Regions from separate parts of the Homo sapiens genome. Here region 2 is linked to region 1. The links are chromatin contacts, found by Hi-C or POLR2A ChIA-PET in ENCODE. All regions are on one chromosome and are shown on one strand. Each heading gives the region's core, a stretch centred on a gene start or an enhancer-like site at or near the end of the contact. The rest is flanking DNA. Distances are from core to core; before and after follow the strand shown.

Region 1 (2,745 bases), core at 63-2,562:
TGTCCAGCCCTCCCAGCCCTCAAAGGAGGAAAGAAGACAATTTCCTTCTCCCCTCCCCCGCTGGACTCCAGCCCCTACCCTGGCGCTGGACAACCCTCGGTCTCAGCTTAGACAAGGAGAAAGCCTTTCTCCTGGCTGAAAGGGCACTTGGTTGCAGCCGCCAGCCGCCAGCCGCTACTACTACTGCCAAGCGGGCTTGGAGCGTCTGGGAGACGCACCTCACAGCCCCAACAGGTGTCTGGCGCTCCAGCCCCCTCCGCGTGCCCCGCCCCCCAGCCGGCAGCAGAGCCTGGACACGTGAGAGCACGCTCCTCCGAGCGTCTCCCCCAACCCCCACCTTCCCCACCGTCCCTTCCCCCAACACAGCTCTAAAAATCCCCCTTCCATGTCCCCTCCCCCAGACCTTCTCTAAACCGCCCCACTGCGCCCTCCGCGCGTCCTAAGTCCGCAGCAGCCTTTGTTTGGCTACAGCGCAGGAGCCAGAGCTGCACCCGCTGCCTTTGCGCCTTGCGCCTCGCCCAGTGCCCGTGTCCCTTCCCGGGGACATCTCTCCCCAGCCCCTGTCCCGAGGCCTGAGTGGCAAGGAACTTCGCCTGTGCCCCCCACCCCATGGGCTCCGGACGCCCCCTTCCCAGGCCGGGTCCCCTGGTGGGGCGTGTGCCTGCGGGAGCCACCCAGGTCCGTGTTCCAGTCCCCGCTGGCCCGGCCACGCTGGGCGCCCCTGGGTCCCCAGCGGCCAGGGGCTGGGGATTTACCGACGAGGAAGTCGGAGATGGCGAGGTTGAGCAGGAAGAAGTTGTTCTGGGTGCGGAGGCTCGAGTCGGCCACGAAGGCGAGCATGACCAGCGCGTTGCCCAGCACCGTGGCCACGATGAGCAGCGCCATGAGCGCGGCCAGCACCGCGGTCCAGGCTGCCGAGAAGCCGCGCGCCCCGCCCGCCGCCGCCGCCTCGCCCGCCAGCGCCCCCGAAGCGTTCAGCGGCCCGTCGGGCGGCGCGCGCTCCATGGCCCCGCAGGCTCACGCGGCTCCGGGACGCGGGGCAGGGCGCCGGCCGAGAGCTGGGCGGCCGGGAGGGGCCCCGGCCCGGGAGCCTCGTCTTTGCGGGCCCTTGGCCGGGTCGGGTTCCCCTGGGGGCGCCCAGCGCATGGTCCGCGGGGCCGGGGCCGGGGCCAGAGCAGGCGGTGCCGAGGGGGCCGGGGCCGGATCCGAGCCCAGTGGGGCCGGCAGCGCGGCTGCTGCAGCGGGAGAGGAGCCGGAGCCTGAGCCGCTGCCGGTGCGACCGTGCAGCCGGAGCGCAACGCGCAGCCGAGTGCGCCCCGCGCCCAGCCCACCGCCCCGCGCGCCCCGCGCAGCGCCCCCGCCATTGGCTGCCGCCCTCGCCCCGCCCCCTCCCCGCCCCCGCCCCGCCCGGCGCCGGCAGCACCACGGACAGCGCCGCGTGCCCGCCAGGCTGCCTGGAGCCCAGCCCCTGCGCTCACAGCAGCTGGCTGGGAGCCCGGCCGGGGCTTGACCGGGTCTGGGGGCTCGCCTGCGGTCAGTCAGCCCGCGCACTCGGAGCCGGGGTCTGGGTTGCTCGGCCTTTCCCGTGCCCTCGGCCCTGGTGACCCCTGCCCGGTCATCATGGAGAGCCCTGGCGCCTGTGGGGACCCGGGGTGGGGGTGGGGGAAACGCCTGCACCCGCGCTCCGGGGACTTGCCCTGCGGGGCATTTCCTCGGTGCATGTTTTGGGAATGTGGGTCTCCGGGGCAAGGAACGTCTGGAGGAGAAGGGATGGGGAGGAGGGGGTCTTGGAAAGCCGGTGCCCAGACCAGGGGTCCGCTCCACCTCCCGTTTGCACGGACCCTGGGTGCCAGCCTCCGTGTGGACAGGGCCCAGTGCAGGGTCCAGGGTGACCCGCAAGGCGCAGGCAGATGTGGAGTTACATAAGGGAAGATGAGGCGCCGGGCGGACCCAGCCGGAGGGGAGCGCGTCTAGCCTGGGCTCCGGCGGCCTCAGGCTGAGGAGGGAGCAGCAAGCCGCTCGGAGCCCAGCCACGGACCCCTGTGGACAGAGGGGCAGTCGCCACTGCAGCGGACAGACGAGGTCACTGCGCTCAGGGCGCAGGTGGTGGCTGTGTTAGCGCCTGTGGGAGGGGACGGGGGAGGAGAGGAGAGGTGGCAGGAGGGAGCGCCCCCACCACCAGACACATGCGCTCAGATACACCGGGTCAAGGACAGATTCCTCCTGAAACACTGAGGGCAGACAGACAGACATGCCCACACTCAGATACACAGACACCCACAGGCCAGGGAAGCAGCCACCAGCGCCAGGCTGAGGACCCACCAAGAGCGAGACACACATCAGACAGCAGGCAGGGAGGGAGCCGCGCCCCAGGAGAAGGAAGCAGCAACTCCGCTCACAGGAGAAGGAAGCAGCCGAAGGCATCCCTGGTGCCTCAAAGAGGCCAGAGTGCGCGTGTCTGGGGGAGGGGCTGCAGAGGGGACCCCGGGCGCTGACATGCACCGTCACTCCCCTACTTATAGCAGCTTCCCCATACTGTGGGGACCTGCCCCTTCCCCTCGCCCCCCGTGGCGCTTCAGAAACTTTGGGGAAGGAGGAGCTGGGATTCCTCTGCTGCCACCTCAGGGCTGACTGCAGAAAGGAACCCCCAGACCCGTGGCCCCAGTCAGCCCACTATTTCACGGCTTCTAGGAGTCTGCTCTTGGGGGAGGGGTTCGGCTTCCCTCTCTGACTGCTTGGTTGTAC
Region 2 (3,123 bases), core at 624-3,123, 170 kb after region 1:
AAACAAACAAACAAACAAACAAAAACTAAGAATAGAGCTGCCATAAATAAAGCAATCCCACTGCTGGGCATATACCCAAAAGAAAGGAAATCAGTATATGAAAGAGATACCTGGCCGGGTGTGGTGGCTCATGCCTGTAGTCCCAGCTACTGAGGAGGCTGAGGCAGGAGAATCACTTGAACTCTGGGGGCAGAAGTTGCAGTGAGCCGAGATCGCACCACTGCACTCCAGCCTGGGTGACAGAGCGAGACTTTGTCTCAAAAAAAAAAGAAAGAAAGGAAGAGATACATGTGCTACGATGTTTATCACAGCACTATTATTTGTGGGAGCTAAAAATTAAAACAATTGAATTTGTGGAGACAGACAGTAGAAAGATGGTTACCAGAGGCTGGGAAGGGTAGAACAGTGGGAGGAGGGGGGCAAATGGGGATGGTTAATGGGTATAAAAAGACAGAAAGAATAAGACCTAGTGTTTGATAGCACAACAGGGTGTCTACAGTCAATAATGATTTAATTGCACATTTTAAAATGACTAAAAGAGTATAGTATTGGATTATTTGTAACGCAAAGGATAAATGCTTGAGGTGATGGATGCTCCATATACCCCATGTGATTACTACGCACTGCATGCCGGTATGAAAATATCTCATGTGCCCCATAAATGTACACACCCACTATGTACCCAAAAAATTAAACATAAAAAAACTTTTTTTTTTTGAGACGCAGTCTTGCTCTGTCGCCCAGGCTGGAGTGCAGTGGCGGGATCTCAGCTCACTACAAGCTCCGCCTCCCGGGTTCACGCCATTCTCCTGCCTCAGCCTTCCGAGTAGCTGGGACTACAGGCGCCTGCCACCACGCCCAGCTAATTTTTTGTATTTTTAGTAGAGATGGGGTTTCACCATGTTGGCCAGACGGGTCTCGAACTCCTGACCTCAGGTGATCCACCCACCTCCGCCCAAAGCGCTGGGATTACAGGCCTGAGCCACCGCACCTGGCCACTGAGTCTTAAGTTTTCTGAGGCTAGTTCTACATCCTAGGATCATGTCCCCCGCCCAGAGAAGACCCCAACATAGGCCGCGCTGCTCCCTCCGTCTACCGGTTTGGAGCTTCTCCTGGCAACAGGGTTCAGGCTACTAACAAGGCCTTCCTCAAGACCCCACCCATAACCAACGACCATACTTCGTGGGTCCATCTTTGTAACATCTTTACTTCCTTGGAGCAAATTCCCAGGAATGGGTTTTCGGGGTCCAAGGGTATGCACCTCTAGCACTACGACAAACGCGGCCAACACGCTTCAGGGAAACGGTGCCCCAGTTTGCATTCTGCTTCCCCTGCCCTGCCCTGGGGGTCTGACTGGTGAAACATGGGATGGCAGAGTGGTCGGGTGTTTCAGATTCCACGGTGGGCCGGGGTCTTTTCCTACCCTCGGGAGCCGTCTGAATTTCTCCTCTGCCGAGTTCCTGCGGGTGTCCTTCGCCCACCGGCCCGGGGGAGTGAGTAGCAGGCACCAGGTGAGCAGGCCTCCGCTCGCAGCGGCTACGTGCACGGGCAGGAGCACCGCCCCACGCCCCAGGTGGCCGCAGGGTGAGGGGACCGGAGGGCGGGAGGCGCACAATGGGGGGCACGCCCGTATCTCTAGCCCGGCCGGCAGCGGGCAGCGAGGCTCAGTCCTCGCCCCTTCTCCCAGCTGCTATTCGGGGCTCCCGAGGCGCTCAGAGGGGTCGACTGCGTCCGTGGGGCACAACCCAGGGGCCAGGCTAAGACGCCACACACGGCAACGACCCTCAACGACAACGACCCCCACGACGCCCCGCGCCCCAGGGCCAGCAGGCTGGGGTCCGAGAACCTCCTTGCCGGAAGCGGAAGTGCGTCACGGCGACGGCCGGCAAGCACGCACCGCGCAGACTCGCTGTGGTGGCGTGACCCGGAAGCGCTCGCCGAGGCCCCTCCTTGCCCGCCGATATCTCTGCCGGGTGACTAGCTGCTTCCTTTCTCTCTCGCGCGCGGTGTGGTGGCAGCAGGTGTGGCGCGCGGCGCGGGCTTCGGGCTCAGGGCTGGGGCTGGGGCGGGAGTGGGGGCTTGGACGCGGGGGACGGGGTGCGGGGTGCTGGGTGCGGCTGGGGCCGTGACCCTAGGGGCCGGTTTGCGCCGGGAGCCGGGGCACGGTTCCGGCCGTACTCACGGCGCCGCGCGGTGACTCCCCAGGCGCAGCCCAGCCTCGAAATGCAGAACGACGCCGGCGAGTTCGTGGACCTGTACGTGCCGCGGAAATGGTAAGCGCCCCCCACATGCCTCTCTTCCGTCCTTACCTAACCACCACGTCCCCTCGCCTGCCCTTGTTCCCCCACACCCCTCCCGTCCTTACCTCGTCACGTCCCTAACTTGTCCTGCCCCCGACGTTACTCTTTTCCATTCATATACCCCCAACCTCCCTCGTCCCCTCTTTCATTCTTACCGCCCAAGTCCCCTCTGCTCACTGCGCCCTTTCTCCACAGCTCCGCTAGCAATCGCATCATCGGTGCCAAGGACCACGCATCCATCCAGATGAACGTGGCCGAGGTGAGCTGGGAGCCCGGGAGGCGGGAAGGTTGTGATATATGTGCGGGAAAGGCAGGCTGTCCCATTGTGGAGGAGCCCCTGGGGTGAAGGTACAGGCAGAGGCTGGCTTTGAGGATTGGTGTTTCCCAAACCTGGGGGAGTGGTTTGTGACCCTTCTTCTCTTTCTAGGTTGACAAGGTCACAGGCAGGTTTAATGGCCAGTTTAAAACTTATGCTATCTGCGGGGCCATTCGTAGGATGGTGAGTGTTTCCCTGGGCTTTGCTCATCACTTCGGGACATCGTGGACTTTACCGTGCGCATTGGAGTGTGTGATGGTGCCTGAGTAGATCTGCTGGCAGAGTAGTTTGAGCCAGCTGGACTGGGCTGGCCGCCTGCCGCTTCTTGAGGGTGGAAGAGGGGTGCTCTGAGAAGACACTCAGGCAGCAGACTCTGCCTCTCACTAGGAGGTGCCCCCCCGACCCCGCTCCACCATAGTCAGGCTGCAGGCTGCCCCGGGAGAGGTGGCTCCCCTTCTGCGCCTGTCTCCATTCGCTCAGCGGGGGAGAGACGTGGGCTGGTGGCAC

Evidence for each region. A loop is a pair of places that touch in the nucleus more often than their neighbours do. ChIA-PET counts read pairs that join two places held with the same protein, here RNA polymerase II (POLR2A). Pooled maps may share reads with other maps.
Region 2: a loop to region 1 is called in a pooled map, with 4 times the contacts of the local background. The contact joins the promoter of RPS21-DT here to the promoter of HRH3 in region 1. A Hi-C loop is called at or near these places in 11 of 168 maps with a recorded cell type or tissue (B cell, CD4-positive, alpha-beta T cell, CD8-positive, alpha-beta T cell and 7 more), 27 of 37 single-sample maps with no recorded cell type and 30 of 50 pooled maps. POLR2A ChIA-PET finds 5 or more read pairs at or near these places in 6 of 52 experiments (A549, B cell, H1 and 3 more).

The regions. Positions count from the first base shown.
Region 1 is chr20:62,218,966-62,221,710 of GRCh38, forward strand. HRH3 (histamine receptor H3) reads right to left here and starts at 1,313. Exons shown (of 3, transcript NM_007232.3): 1 at 756-1,313. The coding sequence starts at 1,005. RefSeq lists a silencer at 1,418-1,527.
Region 2 is chr20:62,385,116-62,388,238 of GRCh38, forward strand. It overlaps RPS21-DT (RPS21 divergent transcript), which reads right to left and starts at 1,874. Exons shown (of 1, transcript NR_186459.1): 1 at 1,188-1,874. RPS21 (ribosomal protein S21) reads left to right here and starts at 1,988. Exons shown (of 6, transcript NM_001024.4): 1 at 1,988-2,021; 2 at 2,206-2,273; 3 at 2,496-2,559; 4 at 2,728-2,799. The coding sequence starts at 2,224. RefSeq lists enhancers at 1,126-1,175, 1,454-2,145, 2,146-2,837 and silencers at 1,526-1,645, 2,076-2,265.